Linked DNA regions of Homo sapiens: region 1 is linked to region 2. The links are chromatin loops, found by intact Hi-C in ENCODE. Cell type or tissue: adrenal gland. All regions are shown on one strand.

Region 1 (8,000 bases), 210 kb after region 2:
AACAGACAGATGTCTGGAGGGAAAGCAGGAGCCTCACTGGGATTGGTTTCCTTCCTGAGGTAGCTTAGGAGTCAGCCATAGTGGATCCTTGGGTACCAGAGATGAGCCCAGGGGAAGATTCTAGCTTTGTCCAAGGGTAAGCTTACCTTCCAGTGGTTCTTCCAGAATTACCTGATCTGACTTTAATAAGCTGAGATTGTCCATTTCTTGTCCTGAATTGAGTTAACATGAATTTTTAAGCAGCCTTGCAGATAAGCGTCCTTGGGCTGCCAGCCACCACTTTGCCCCAGAAGTAGCCAGATAAACAGCTTTTGGCAGGTCCCTGCCAGCTCCTGCACAAAGCTCGTCCTCCCTTGACCTAAGGAGATGACTCTGTCATGCTGCACTGGCTGGGAACACTACCCATATAGGTAGAATCCTACAACTCTGGCTATACCTGGCTCAATTCTTGTGCCCAGCTGTGGGACTTACTGCTCTTCTTCCTGGTCTCTAATTCTCCTAATCTTCCTGAACACTCCACAGCATTCTAGTTTCTCTATCTGGCTGTATCTCACCCTGTCTGCTATTGGTGAGTCAGTACCTGAAAGGTATCTGGAAGGTCCAGGGTGGTTGGGGAAGGTAGTGTCCCATCACAGAGGAGACTAGATGCAATTTTTTCCTGCCCCTGGTCCCTAGTGTGGGAGCTTGGCCATTCTTCTGGATGTCCCTGGCTTGAGGAGGATCTGTACTGTGGGCCTCCCCAGGGCCTGAGCAGTTGTGCATGTTGGGCTAGGAGGGGCCCAGACTGGACATCCTGTTAAGTACAGTGGCCCAAGTCTCAGCCAGAAAGTGGACACTGGGATCCAGGAGGGATCTAGGAGGCACCTGAATGAGTCAGAGCAGCCCAGTGAATAGGATTAGTGAGTTATTATAGCTCTCTGGCAGTTGCTGCCTGCTATGCCTTAGTTGTAACAGAGGGAAGTCACCTCTGTGACTAAGACCGGGCTTATAGCACCACAGGGAACTCACCCAGACCTGTGGGCTTTGGGTAGAGGTTGGCTGTTCAGAGGCTGTAGAGCCAGGCAAGGGAGAAGCGAAGGTGGCTTGACTAGACATCTCCTCTTTTTCATCTTCAGTGCTCTGTGCCTTGGGATGTGCACCTGTTGGGGTGGTTCTCCTTGCCCTGGTTTGTCTCTGGGGCTGCCATGAGAGTGACACAGGTCAGAGTGGGAATAACGTTGCTGGTGGAGGGTGGTGATGGTGACTGCTGCCATCATCCCTGCACCCTGCATCCCCGCTTGGAGCTGTTCCCCTAACACCACCACCCTCTCCATCTATCCCTAGTTCTTAGACAAGCCAGAAGATGTCTTGCTGAAGCACCAGGCCAGCATCAATGAGCTCAAAAGGACCCTGAAGGAGCCCAACAGCAAACTCATCCACCGGGATCGAGACTGGGAACGGGAGCGCAGGCTGCCCTCCTCCCCCGCCTCCCCCTCCCCCAAGGGCACCCCTGAGAAAGCCAATGAGGTAGGTGTCGCCCTGAACCCCTCGATAGGGGCCTTGGGTAAAGAGACATTGGGTTGCTGCATCCTGACTTACACTCATCCTCCACACCAATATGCTTCCCCCATTGCTGCTTAGGGGCTGGTGGGGATGGAGAGGGTGGTAGATTAGGCTGAGGGAGATGAATTCACTAAATCTTGGAATCCTGGGTCCTGGAGACCAACTTAAAACATGAAAAACTCAAGACTCATGGTAGCTTGGCGTACTCCCCTTCCATCAGCCCGAGTATAATGGGGAAGGGGTGCTGGTTAGAAATGCAGGTTTCAGGGCCCCAGCCCAGACCTACTGAATCAGATATTTGGACTCAGTGCTGGCATCGGCATCTGGACAAGTGCTGCAGAGGCTTTTCATGCACACTACATTTTGAGAATCCCAATAGCTCTCTCCAGAACCAGACCCTGTTGTGCCTATTGTGAAAACACGGATCGGGGAGTGGTCCCTCCTAGAAGGGGCTTCGGAGTCCACTGGAGGGGAATGGGCCCTTCACAGAAATCAGACCTGCTTCTGAGGCTTCAGAAAAGGATCTCACATGACCTGCCTTTCCGAGTGGAAAGAGTGGGGTGTTTTCTCGATTGAAGAAGAGATAAAGTTAGGATTTGGGGAAGCACTGCATTTAGACTCTCAAGTCAGTATTTTTAGCCCTTGCTAAATCTTGGCGATATTTACCCCAGTTTATACTTAGGTGTTTTCTCCCTGAAGCTATTGCTTACTGGTCTCAAATACGGTTGTGGTGTAGACTTGCACTGCCTGGGTTTGAATTCTGGCTCCGCTGCCTGCCAGCTGGATGACTTTGGGCTTGTTACTTAACCTCTCTGAGGCTCGTTGGGTAGAGATAATAAAAGCACCTACTTCATGGGGATGTTGTAAGGATTAAACGAGATAATGCACGTAGAGGGACTAGCAGAGTACCTTGATGCGCAGTGTGAGTTATTGTTTCACTTGAGAGTTCCAGACTCTTCCACAGAGGAGGTTAACTTCAAATCAGGATAAAGAAAGCATGTTTCAATCCAAAGTGTTAAAGTCAAGCATACTAATTTAACTAGAGGCATTCACAGACGACTTTTCTTTAACAAATAAAATTCCCCTTTCCTAAATAAAATAAAAGTTGAAAGGGCCCTGGGAACCTGCTCAGAACCTTCATTTTACAGATAGGGGCACCGAGACCCAGAAAGAGGAAGGACTTATTCAGTGTCTTAGCTGATGGAAGAGGAACCAGAACCCAATTTTCTTGTGACCCAGGCTATTGTATGTGCTATTAAATCACAGCTGCCTAGGAGCAAGACCAAATCACATAAAGACCAGGTAGAGAGTCAATTGTATGTGTGCTGCCCTCTAATGCTTTGAAAATTGGTGATGCACCCATGATCTAATTAGCAGAGCATTTTATTGGATCAGTGCTACCATGGCCTGAACCTGCCAGATAACAGACGGCTTTGTCTAGTAAGGCATAAGTCCAGAGAGAGCTACTGGGGTGGCTTTCTGGTTTGTGAGTCACAGAATTAGGGATGCTTTGGGGGCCTTTAAGGCTGGTGCTGTGGAAGAAGGGCAGACCTCTGCATCCATGAAGGGCCTCTGTTTGCCTCTGGCACAAGCAAGACCCTGGGCTGGGTGGCGGAGGCTGGTCTAGTGATCCAGTGAACAACATCCTCTTCTGCCCTTCAGCGTGGCCCCTAATCAATCCTGATGTGGGCTGGCCAAGCTTGGCCTGGCTGTGGGCGAGGTGGGATGCAGAGGCTACTGAAAGAGTGAGTCTCCAGAAGAGAAGGGGAGGATGAGCCCTGGGAAGTGAGGTCTAGACCTCTGGAGTGTCTCAGTGTAGCCTGGTGTAGGGTGTGCCCCACCTGCTGGTGATAGCTGGAACTGCTAGAAGATGGGTCTTAGTAAAAGGTGGAATCTGCTCCACCTCCCAGCCCTGCTCAGCCGCAAGAAGTATAGTCCACTGCTGGAAAGAACTATGGTCCAGGAGCTCACCCTGGAGCTATGGACCATTCAGAACTGGCTTACAGGCCCCCTTGGCATTTAGGGGCCTTTGAAGATTTGGGAGATGGGGAGGTGCCATAGACAAGGATTGACTGGCTCCTTGGGTAACTTCCCCTTTTTGAGCCGCATTGCCTAGTCCACCTACAGGAGGACCAAAATGGTCATTCCATAGGGTAGTTGGGAAAGTAGAGTGAAATAATTAATATAAAAGCACTTTCTCAACTGGAAGGTGCTGGGCAGTCATGGGGCTGTTGCTGTTGGTGACTAGAATCCCTGATCCCAAAATCAGTTTTGTGGGGGGCATCCTGAAGATGCCTGTGTCATCCAGAATTCCTAGCAGCCTCCTCGTATATTGTTGGGCCTCATCTGGGCCAAGGGGAAAACAGAGGGAACTCTAACTGTTCCCATTTGCCAAACCCAAGTTTCAGTGTTTAAAGGGGGCTGTAATCCAAACTGCAGGGTTGAACCATAGCCTAAGCCAGAGACATCTGGAGCCAGAGTCTAAATGATATGGCTCCAACATCTCTGAATGAGAGTGGGCAGGCCATGGGGGAAGGGCACTGGGGCTGACTGTGGGCCTCCCTCCCTTAAGTGGCTCAGAAGGGCAGTCCCTCCCGAGCTCACCCCACAGAGTGGCTACTCCCTGACCTAATCCACAAATCCTACAGATATGGGACTTAAAAAGCTGGGCTATTTATGGACTTTGTGTGTGTGTCTCTCTCTCCTACTTTTTCTCTTTCCCTCTCTTCCTGTCTCTGTCTCTCCTTCCCTTCCTCCCTCTTTCCCTTTCCTCTGGCTCTGGGCCTCCCCTGCAGTCCCAGAGGACCCAGGACATCTCTCAGCGGGACTTGGTACCTGAGCCTGGAGCAGCCGCAGGCTTGGAAGTGTTCACTCAGAAAAGCCTCGCAGCATCTCCTGAGGTTACTGTCTTCACCTTCCTGTGCCCCTTCCTCCTGCCCACCCAGAACCACCCTCTGTGGTCTTAAGAAAACCCTTTCTCTGGGGTGAGGGGAATGTACCAGATTCTGCCAAGCAGTTGGAAGCAATGGGTAACCCATGCTGTCTCCATGCTGTGATAAGGAAATGTCCCCATCCCAGAGATCCATAAAGGGCCAGCCCCTCCCTCATCCATTGTTTCTCAGGAGGGACAGGACTGCAACCATTCTGGGAAGACAGAACAGCCTGCATTGCCTTTGGCCTCGAAGGAGAGGCAGGAATGATCTCCCTCTTTCAGGTCCTGGTGAGGCAGGTGACTCTAGAGGCAGGCCCTGACTTCTATGCTTAGGGTCAGGGGTCATGCTAGAGGCAGGCTCTGACTTCCATGCTTAGGGTCAGGGGTCATGCTAGAAGCAGGCTCTGACTTCTATGCTTAGGGTCAGGGGTCATGGCACCCAAATGCCTTCTGCCTTAAGGTCTTTTCTCTGTTCAGAAGCCTGAATGGTCTAGCAGTGGTTAGTTAGGGCACGACATTCCAGGCATCTCCGGCCTGCGTCTTCTCTGAACTCCCCTGGAGCTTGGGCCCATCAAGGAGGCAGGCAAAAGTGGACATCTTTCTCTAAGGAGTATCCTTAGGGTTGTAGAGAGATTGGTCAGGCAAGTGTTTGAAATGAGGAGGCCATTGCTTCTATGCCCAGGGCGGCAGCAAGTGGAGGGCTCTTTGAACTTCCTGTGGCCCTTCATGGATGCTGGGCATAGAATCCAGGCCCAGGCAGGAGGCTGTGCTCCCTCCTCTGATGGGATTTTATGGACTATCAGGGTTGGAAGCTACTGAGCGATCATCTGGGCAGAACTTTCTTCCCCAATATCTGCCGCTCCCCTGTTGATGTATGCTCTCCTCTGAGGGCCTGTACCTTTCTCCATTCTCAGAGAAAACTTCTTTAGCTGCTGCAAACGTGCTGGAACTTTAAGAAAGACATAAATGAGCTACATAAGTGATAAAACATAAGTCATACTTCTACTCTATGAATTTTTCCTCAATCTAAAGAACAAAACTATCCGCACACTCTCTTGAGGGAAATCGGACAAGAGTCAACAGCATACCAAGGACAGGGCTAGAGAGATGCCCTGGACACAGAGATGCTCCTGTGACCAAGGACAGGTGCCCATTTGGGGAGCAGAGCCCACAACCTGCACCCCGCCCCCGCATCATTCTCCTGCAAATGTCCATCCAGCTCTTCCACAGCAGGCACTTTTGCTGTCCTTGGCGGCAGCCCATTAACTATTGGGAAGTTTTCGTGTTGAATTGAAATCTGCCTTTTCAAATTAGCAGCCTGTAGGTCTCATTCTGCCCGCTGGTGCCCGCTACCGCTCTGCATCCTCCTCCAGGCCAGCCCTTCGGAGACTTGAACACCTCCCCTTCCCTAGAACACTTCACTCTCTTCCCACTTTCTCCCAGGAAATGGTTTCTGGAGGGCCCCTTACCCTGGACCCCCTCCTCGTATAAAGGGCAGGCCTGGCTGGGCATGGTGGCTCACGCCTGTAATTCCAGCACTTTGGGAGACTGAGTTGGGTGGATCACCTGAGGTCAGGAGTTCGAGACCAGCCTGGCCAAAATGGTGAAACCCTGTCTCTACTAAAAATACAAATAATAATAATAATAATAATAATAAGCTGGGCGTGGTGGCGCGTGCCTGTAATCCTAGCTACTGGGGAGGCTGAGGCAGGAGAATCGCTTGAACTCGGGAGGCGGCTGTCAGTGAGGCAAGATCACGCCTCTGCACTCCAGCCTGGAAGACAGAGCAAAACTCCGTCTCAAAAAAAAAAAAAAAAAAAAGGCAGGCCCCAAAATGTGACCCAGAGCTCCAGGAGGGGCCTGAACAGCCTGGAGTCAGGAGAACAGCCAGGCTGGAGAGTTTCCTGTCTGTGCCTTGGGTGCAGACAGCTGTGAGCCCAACTGGCTCTGTTTCTCCCCACCCCTGTTGCCAGCTTCCTTTGCTGCAGTGCCCCTACCTGACGGCAGGGGGCGCTCTGAGCAAGGCACCGACGGTCCCCTGGCTCCAGAAAGAATGGCTGCGGGGCTGCGGCTACCTGGGGCTACCCTAAGATTATCCCATCTTGTGATTCGGGTTAGAACGACTTTCACGCCAACCCCTCGGGCCAGGTGTGTGGCTCTACCCGTGCCTTCGCACCGTGGAAGTTTTTTTCTTTTTTGTTCAGTTTTCTTTTCCTCTTCAGGATCCTACATTTTACTTTGTCCCCCGCTGCTCAGCCTGTGATCTTGCGCATGGCCTCTCCCCTCTGGGATACCGTTTCGCCTTCTGAAATAAGGATAACGATATCTGCTTCACAAGTTGCCATTTGGATTAAATTTAATAACTCAGACAAAGGGCTGGCATTGCCTGGCACATAGCAACTAACAATCACTATACGTTTCCCCTTTCTTCCTGCAGAGTCTACTTTTCATTCTCTGCCAGCACCTGCGCCACTCACTCTTGCTTATCTAGCCTAGTTGCTAGTTAGAATTGGGGCAGGAATGTTCCAGAAGGAGGCATATTGACTGGCTTTGGCCATCATTGCCAGGCGGATGTCAGTACAGCTGGAATGGAGGCAGCTGAAGGAACCTGCTTCTCAAGGAAATGAGCAAAAGGACCTAGCTTCCGTAGGCTCTCAAAGCACGTCCCTTTGGGATGGTTCAGGAGCTGTGGTCCTGAAGCCTTAATGACCTGAAGTAAAAGCTCAGAAACCCACCCCAGACTTTACCTAGACCTTCCCCCCTTCCTTTTATCTCGCTTTCCCATGAACAAGATTATTTTAATGGGTTCTGATTCCCTGACAGAGAGATTTTCTCAAAACACAGTGGGGACAGAGGGTTTATGATGCTCTCTTGAGCCTTCAAAATGTTTCAGATCTTATGGGATCTGACAGACTCCTCCTCCCTGTGGGGTGGGATTAACAGACTCCTCACCAAGTCATAACCTGAAAAGGAGCCCAAGGTCATATAAACCTTCCCCCTCCTGCTGCCAGGAGAAGTTCTGGGCATGTCTCCCTGTGGAGGTGGTCATGGTAGGGTGGAGAGGACACACTTCACAGAACTTGGCGTCAGAGACTGAGTTCAAGGCCTGCCTTTCCACTTGCTCCCTGTATGGCCTTGGGCAAGATGCTTCTCCAGGTCTGAGTTTCCATATCTGTATCACGAGGGGCTCTAGTTGGGGCAGTGAGGAGGGAGGTACCTCAGGGCATTAAGGCCGCCCACACCCCCAACTTTACCAGGGCAGCTCTGTATTTCTGTCACATAGCCGACTTGCATTAAAATTTTGTGGGAAGTATCCTGTGGCCACAAGATGAAAAACCCAGTGACCTTCCTGCTTTTCTAACCACCCTAGAAGTCCATCATCCCTCCCAGGCATTGTTTGAAGAACTCTTGGGGGAGGTAGAGGCTGTTGGGAGATGGCCTAACAGTGCTGCGATCTGGTGCTTTTTTTTTTTTTTTTTTTTTTTTTTGAGATGGAGTTTTGCTCTTGTTGCCCAGGCTAGATAGA
Region 2 (8,000 bases):
CACCAGGGGCGTGGTGTGTGTGTTGTTATTCTCGGCTCAGTCCCAGAGAACAGAATCAAGTCTAGTTAATATAAGTAGCAAAAGATTTATTGCCAGATATCAATTGGCAGTTCCTTCTCCTCCTTGATATTTGCTTCCTCTGTGCTAAAATTTTGAGGTGATCACCTCTGCCATATCTCTCCAAATTTAACTCTAAGCTCTTTGATACTATATAGCCAGAAAAGATGGGGGGATGTGTGGTGAGGGATAGAAATCCTTTACAATATTTTCTTTAATCAGCATAATGATTACATTCTGACTGGCAGAAAGCGGGGGGTGGTTCTTCATCTGTTTTGCCTCCATTGCTTCACCTGTGAAATGGTACCAATCACCCCATAAAGTCTGGTAAGGATGAGAATCAGTTTAGTACATGCTTACTCAGTGAGCATTCCTCCCGCAATCCAGTGCTTCTCAAAGTGCGGTGGCTGGACCAGCAGCACCAGCAGCACTTGGGAACTCATTTCTTCTTCTTTTATTTTTTTTTTTTGAGATGGAGTTTCATTCCTGTCGCCCAGGCTGGAGTGCAATGGCACGATCTTGGCTCACTGCAACCTCCACCTCCTGGGTTCAAGTGATTCTCCTGCCTCAGCCTCCTGAGTAGCTGGGATTACAGGTGCCCGCCACCAGGCCTGGCTAATTTTTGTATTTTTAGTAGAGATGGGATTTCACCATGTTGGCCAGGCTGGTCTCAAACTCCTGACCTCAGGTGTTCCACCCTCCTCGGCCTCCCAAAGTGCTGGGATTACAGGCATGAACCACCGCGCCTGGCGGGGAACTCATTTCAAAATGCAAATTCTCAGGCCCACCCAAGAGCTACTCAATCCAAAACTCTAGGAGGAAGGGCTCAGTGATCTGTGTTTTAACAAGGCTTCCAGGCGATTCCAATGCACACTGATGTAGGAGAACCCCTGACCTAAGGGAGGAATTTTCAAATTTTGGTAAGCATCCAGACATGTAGGGTGCTTCCTGAGGGAGGAATTCTCAAACTTTGGTAAGCATACAAACACATAGGGTGCTTTTTAAAAAGGCAGATTTGCTGTCTCACCCCAGAGATTGATTCATTAACTCTGGAATCTGCATTTGAGCAAGTGCTGTAGGGGATTCTAATGCAGGGGTGCTGAGCCTTCATTCTGAGAAAAATAATGCGGAAGTCACTAAAGGACAGCAAGGTAGGGAGCTCTTGGCCAGAAGATGAATCTGGTTTGTTCCTTACAGTGTTTTATTAAAATCTGATTTAATCATCAATGTGAAGATTTTATATAAAAATTCTGATTTCTGGCTTTTGAGAATTCAGAGGATCAGGCAACAACAAGCCATATTTTGGTACAGCACCCCCTCCCCCACCCCCCGACCCTGGTTGGAAATGAAAAGCACCAGCCCCCTCTAAAGGACTGCTCTTTTCTCTCTTTTTTTTTCCTGCCTGGCCAGCGTTTTTTGAGTGTTCATCTCTGGGAGGGAGATCAAGCTGTCCCGACTCCTGTAGTTTACTCATATTACCACTAGAGGGCAAAATCAGCTGCGGGTGGCTGGACACCCCTGGGACCTCAGAAAGCTAGAGAAGATTTCCTGATGGCATCGAAAACTTAATGCACACTTTCAACTCATTTCTAACAGTTTATCACTGGGGGACACATAGTGGAACTGTTCTCTCCATAGATGCAATTAAAGACCTACTAAATACTTGAGGAAACCGGGCTCATGTTGTTTCTCTGGCACCTGCAGTTCCCCTATAGCTCAAAAAAAAGAAAAAAAAAAGTATGCAGTAAAGATTTCAAATCTAAACTTTACAGCTTCATAAATTTTTATATATGTATACACCTGAGTGATCATTACCCAAATCAAGATAAAAAACATTTCCACTACTCCAGAAGGCTCTCCTGTGCTCCTTCCTAGACAAAATCCCCCCACAAAGCTTAATACTCTTAAGACTTATGTCACCACAGGTTACTTTTGCATGTTTTTGAACTTCATATAAATGGAATCATACAGTGTGTATTCCTTGTTTCTGACTTCTTTTGCTCAACTGAATATTTGTTATTTTTAATTTTATAAATTATGGTGTGCATAGAATAATATGTGACCATTAAACATGATACTATAGAACCATATTGTTTGGCATGAAAAGAGGTATTTGATATATTATTGAGTTTCTTAAAAAGTTACAAGAGTCTGTTTTATGTAAATGAATTCGTTGATGAAAAATTGTAGATATACATCTTATATGTTCATAGAGAAAAGTTTGAAATAATATTCACTAATATGTTACTACTAGTTATTTCTGAGTGTCAGGATTAATGTAGTTTTTATCTCTATGTTTTTATGTCTGGTTTGAATATTTTTAAACTTTCAATTTTGGAATAATTTTAAATTTATAAAAAAATTATAAGAACAGTACAAAGAACTCCTGTAGCTGGAACTACAGGCATGCACCACCATGCCCAGCTAATTCAGCTAATCTTTTTTTTTTTTTTTTTTTTTTTGGAGACAGAATTTCACTCTTCTTGCCCAGGCTGGAGTGCAATGGCATGATCTTGGCTCATGGCAACCTCCGCCTCCTGGGTTCAAGTGATTCGATTCTCCTGCCTCAGCCTCCTGAGTAGCTGGGATTACAGGCATGCGCCACCATGCCCGGCTAATTTTGTTTTTTTTTGTTTGTTTGTTTTGTTTTGTTTGAGCCAGAGTTTTGCTCTTGTTGCCCAGGCTGCAGTGCAATGATGCGATCTTGGCTCACTGCAACCTCTGCCTCCTGGGTTCAAGCGATTCTCCTGCCTCAGCCTCCCGAATAGCTGGGATTACAGGCATGTGCCACCACACCCGGCTAATTTTGTATTTTTAGTAGGGACGGGGTTTATCCATATTGGTCAGGCTGGTCTCGAACTCCCGACCTCAGGTGATCTGCCTGCCTCAGCCTCCCAAAGTGCTAGGATTACAGGCGTGAGCCACAAGGCCGGCTTAATTTTTGTATTTTTAGTAGAGACAAAATAATTTTGTGTTGCCATGTTGGCCAGGCTGGTCTTGAACTCCTGGGCTCAAGTGATCTTCCCACATCAGCCTCCCAAAGTGCTGGGATTACAGTCCGTGAGCCACCGTGCCTGGCTTATATTTAGTTCTTATGCTTCTTCAGTTACTTGAACTTCGTATGGTGAGTAAATAACATTTTCATTTAAAAAAAAAAAAAGAAAAAAAAAAAGCACCAGGCTGGGCGTGGTGGCTCACACCTGTAATCCCAGCACTTTGGGAGGTCGAGGCAGGCAGATTGCTTGAGGTCAGGAGTTCGAGACCAGCCTGGCCAACATGGTGAAACCCCGTCTCTACTAAAAATACAAAAATTAGCCGGGCATGGTGGCACATGTCTATAATCCCAGCTACTCAGGAGGCTGAGGCAGGAGAATCGCTTGAACTCAGGAGGCAGAGGTTGCAGTGAGCCGAGATTGCCCCATTGCTCTCCAGCGTGGGTGACAAAGTGAGACTCCATCTCAAAAAAAAGAAAAAAGAACCTGAAACCACTTGCATTAAGCAAATAAAACAAAATGGGATAAGATGCAATTAAGAGAGATTTTCTTCAAAGCCTGGCCTACCTGGAGCCTTAGGGGTTAACCCTTTTCCTATGTCCCTTGCTGTGTTCAGGGCAGCTGTGAAGTCCTGCGGCTGTTGGACCTTGGGGCCTCCCCTTCCTACCGTAGATGGATCTGGCAGCACCTGGAGCTGATAGATGGCAGACCTCTGAAGACCCACCTGAGTGGTAAGCTGCCTTGGCCTGTCTGACAGCAGGGGGCGCCTGGGCCTGTCCTGTTTCCAGTTCCCAGCACATAGAGCCTTAGAAATCTAGTCAGCCAGCCTGACAGCGTATATCATCTGCACCCTTCTACCAGCGGTGGAAACCCAGTCTGCAAGGCCCTGCCCTCCTTTCCAGCCTTTTTTTTTTATTGAGCCTTTTCCCTTTTGCTGTTTAGGTTCTCCCACGTGACCATCAACTCCTTGCCTCACATATCCCCCACCCTTTTTTTCACCCAGCTCTCTTCTGCTTTTTAAAATTTATTTATTTATTTGTTCATTCTGTCTCTGGATTTGCCTGTGATGGACTTTTCATATAAATAGCATCATACATTATTTGGCTTTTTGCATCTGACTTCCTTCACTGAGCACCATGTTTTCAAGGTCTATTTATGTTGTAGCAGATATCATTTCTTCATTCTGTTTTATGGCTGAATAATATTCTAATGTATGCATATACCACATTTTTTTTGTCCACTTATCAGTTGGTGAACATTTGGATTGTTTTCACTTTTTGGCTGTTTTGAATAATGTTGCTATGAACATTTGTATGCAAGTTTTTGTGTGAACATATTTTTCAGTTCTCTTGGGTATTACCTATATGCCTAGGAGTGGAATTTCTGGGTCATATGGTATCTTAGTCAGTTTTCTATTTCTATAACTGAATATCTGAGACTGGGTAACTTATAAAGAAAAGAAATTTATTTCTTATAGTTCTGGAGGCTAGGGAATCTGAGGTCGAGGGGCTGCATCTGGTGAAGGACTTCTTGCTGGTGGGGACTCTTCAGAGTCCCGGGGCAGCAAAGGGCATCACATGGAGAGGGAGCACTTCTGTCTTTGAGATCTTAGACTACACATTCTTCCTTGAAGAAGTCTTCCTGGTTTCTCATGCTGGACCAGATCTTCCATCCTCTGCTATATGCCATTCTAGTACCCTTCAAGTACCATTCAAGTACTCTTCTGTGTTATATAACCCCACTGAAATCATACAACTGAGTCTGAAATGCTTATTAAACATCTGTTTCCCTTGCTAGAATATAAGCTCTATGAAGGCTTTGCATTCCCAGGGCTTCGTATTATGCCTGGCATCTAGCAGGTGCTCAGAAGTGAATTACAGAGTTAATGGATAAACATATTTTGGCTGCTGTGTGTGGTTTGGACACATCCTAGGCTGTGAATGTATGCGCACTCTCCACAGCCTTATCCCAACTCAGTAACAAGTATGAATAACAGTGATCATTTATTGAATTCTAATTGTATGTTTATTATATTGGGCTTGACTGTTTATACATATTGCATAATTCTCATAATAGCTCTCTTTTTGTTTTTTTTTTTTTTTTGGAGACAGAGTCTCACTCTGTTGCCCAGGCTGGAGTGCAGTGGTGCAGTCTCAGCTCACTGCAACCTCTGCCTCCCAGGTTCAGGCAATTCTCCTGCCTCAGCATCCCGAGCAGCTGGGATTACGGGCACATGCCACCATGCCCGGCCAATTTTTGTTTTTTTAGTACAGATGGGATTTCACTGTGTTGGCCAGGCTGGTCTCGAACTCCTGACCTTAAGTGATCCGACTGCCTCGGCCTCCCAGAGTGTTGGGATTACAGGCATGAGCCACCGCACCTGGCCTAATAACTCTTTAAGAAGGTACGATTGTACCATCTGACACATGAGGAAACTGGCTCATAGGGCAAATAAGTAGCAATGTAGGACTGTAGAGTTGGGATTCTAACCCAGGCACAACTGGTTCCAAAGCCCAGACTTTCTTCTCTTCATAAATATCTCCAGCCTTCTTCATTCTCCATTTCCTGTTGTTGGACATAGACGTTGTCAAGTAGCAGCCTCTAGAACTGGCCAGGGTGATAACCAGGCTTGCTGATTCTAGGGTAGTATTGTTTCCATTCACAGCTCTGTAATGGCATTTTTATTTATTTTTTTCCCCTTCCATCCTCTGCAGATCTTTTTGTGTCACCCACTTGGGTCAAGGACCCCAGCCCTCAACAGATATTTGCAGTGGCTCAGATGTCTTATCTCTTACCTCCTGCTCAGTACTGGCATGCTTCCCCCCACTTCCCTTGAGATTGTAATCTGTGTATCCTGGGGCCTCCTCCCCAAGGATTGCCTTATAGATATAGCAGTCCTCCTGAGATTAGAACTGAGGCCAACACAGGGTGGCGAGGAGAAGGGCGGAAAAAGGAGAGGTTGGAGCTGAACAGAGCTGGGTTTGAGTCCCATTTATTAGCTGGGTAGCTTTGGTGAGTACTCAAAGTCTCTGGGCCTGGTTTCTTCATATCTACCTTGGGTAGTGTCATGGTTAGCAGCATAGGCTTGGAGTCCACTGCTTCTGTTTGAATACAGGGTCCTTCTCTTATTAGTGATGTGATACTGGGCAAGTGGGCCCTATGTCTAAGTGCACCAGTGCCCTCAGAGTCTGTAAAATGTAAATAATGGTCCGTACCTCGTAGGATTGTAATGACATTAAGCAAATTAATATATAAAAACTCTTAGAACACTACCTGGCTGCATAGGCAGATGGCAGATGTTTGTTATCATTACCACAACAGGCTGCTAGGAAGGCAGAGTGAGATGATGTATGCATGAGGCCTTATAAGTACTCAGTAAATGTTTCTTCTCATGTCAATTCTTGTTTGTCACTTTTCCACTGTCAATCCACCAGAGAAAAAGTTGCATCCCACAAATTTTGATATGTTGTATTTTCAATGTTATTCAGTTCAAAATACCTTTAAATTTCTCTTTTGATTTCTTCTTTGACCCATGGAATATTTAGAAGAGTGTTTAGTTTCCAAGCATTTGGGGGATTATCCACCTATCTTTCTGTTACTGATTTCTTTTTTCTTTTTCTTTTTTTTTTTTTTTTTTTGAGAGGGAGTCTCGCTCTGTCACCCAGGCTGGAGTGCAGTGGTACAATCTCAGCTCACTTCATCCTCCACCCCCCAGGTTCGAGCAATTCTCCTGCCTCAGCCTCCCGAGTAGCTGGGATTACAGGCATGCACCACCAAACCCAGCTAATTTTTGTATTTTAGTAGAGATGGGGTTTCAGCATGTTGGCCAGGCTGGGCTTGAACTCCTGACCTCTGGTGATCTGCCTGCCTCGGCCTCCCAAAGTGCTGGGATTATAGGCGTGAGCCACCACGCCTGGCCTCTGTTATTGAATTCTAAGATAACATACTTTATATGATTTGAATCCTCTGAAATGTATTAAAACTTGTTTTATGGTCCAGAATATAGTCTGTCTTGGTAAATGTTTCATTTGCATTTGAAAAAAACTTGCTGTTTTGGGGTGCAGTGTTCTATGAATGTTAAGTAGGTGAAGTTGGTTGATAGTATTGGTCAAGTCATCTGTACCCTTATAACTTTCTGTCTACTTGCTCTATCAATTGTTAATAGAGGCTGGCGTGGTGGTTCACGCGTGTAATCCCAGCACTTTGGGAGGCCAAGGCGGGCAGATCACCTGAGGTCAGGAGTTCGAGACCAGCCTGGCCAACATATAGTGAAACCCTGTCTCTACCAAAATAATACAAAAATTAGCTGGGCATGGTGGCGCATGCCTGTAGTCCCAGCTACTTGGGAAGCTGAGGCAGGAGAATTGCTTGAACCCGGGAGGCAGAGGTTGCAGTAAGCCAAGATCACGCCACTGCACTCCAGTCCGAGCGACAGAGCAAGACTGTGTCTCTCAAAAAAAAAAAAAAAAAAAAAAAAAATTCTTAATAGAGTTGTTAAAATCTCCAGCCATAATTATAGATATATTTTTCTCCTTGTATTTCTGTCTGTTTTGCCTCATATATTTTGAAGCTCTTTTATTATATGCATAGATGTTTGGGATTGAACTCTTAATTATTATGAAATGAACTTATTTGTCCCTGGTAATATTCTTTGCTCTAAAACCTACTTTTTCTGATGTAAATTCAGCCACTTCTTTTGATTTAGTGTAGCTTCCTCTTGATTAGTATTAGTTTGGTATATCTTTTTCCATCCTTTTGTGTTTAACCTATTTGTGTCTTTATATGTAAAAGTGAATTTCTTAAAGGCAGCATATAATTGGATCTTGCTGAAAGACCCAATTTTTATTGAGATGCCTAATCATTGACATTTAATGTTAATATTGATTATGGTTGGATTTGACTCTACCATCTTGCTATTTTTCTTTCTATTTGTCACATCTATTCCCTTTT

The links. Hi-C counts contacts between places; a loop is a spot of excess contacts. Peaks named below come from ENCODE experiments on the same cell type or tissue, not always from the same donor. Only the 100,000 strongest peaks of a DNase experiment are listed, where the experiment ranks them.
Region 1: a loop joins it to region 2, with 4 times the contacts of the local background. A loop is called at or near these places in 73 of 110 quality-filtered maps.

What each region holds. Positions count from the first base shown.
Region 1 is chr20:36,196,536-36,204,535 of GRCh38, forward strand. EPB41L1 (erythrocyte membrane protein band 4.1 like 1) reads left to right here. Exons shown (of 22, transcript NM_012156.2): 14 at 1,324-1,506. It overlaps LOC124904892 (a long non-coding RNA gene), which reads right to left and starts at 410. Exons shown (of 3, transcript XR_007067571.1): 1 at 147-410. RefSeq lists an enhancer at 3,293-3,342. In adrenal gland, CTCF peaks have their summits at 3,386 (motif pointing left) and 6,486 (motif pointing right); DNase peaks (open chromatin) are centred at 754, 1,046, 3,286 and 6,526; H3K27ac peaks cover 3,214 bases.
Region 2 is chr20:35,991,372-35,999,371 of GRCh38, forward strand. It overlaps CNBD2 (cyclic nucleotide binding domain containing 2), which reads left to right. Exons shown (of 12, transcript NM_001365709.1): 8 at 3,667-3,781. Among named protein-coding and RNA genes, the nearest start is that of CNBD2, 27 kb to the left of the region's middle. In adrenal gland, CTCF peaks have their summits at 1,533 (motif pointing right), 1,736, 3,792 (motif pointing right) and 3,991; DNase peaks (open chromatin) are centred at 1,401 and 3,760.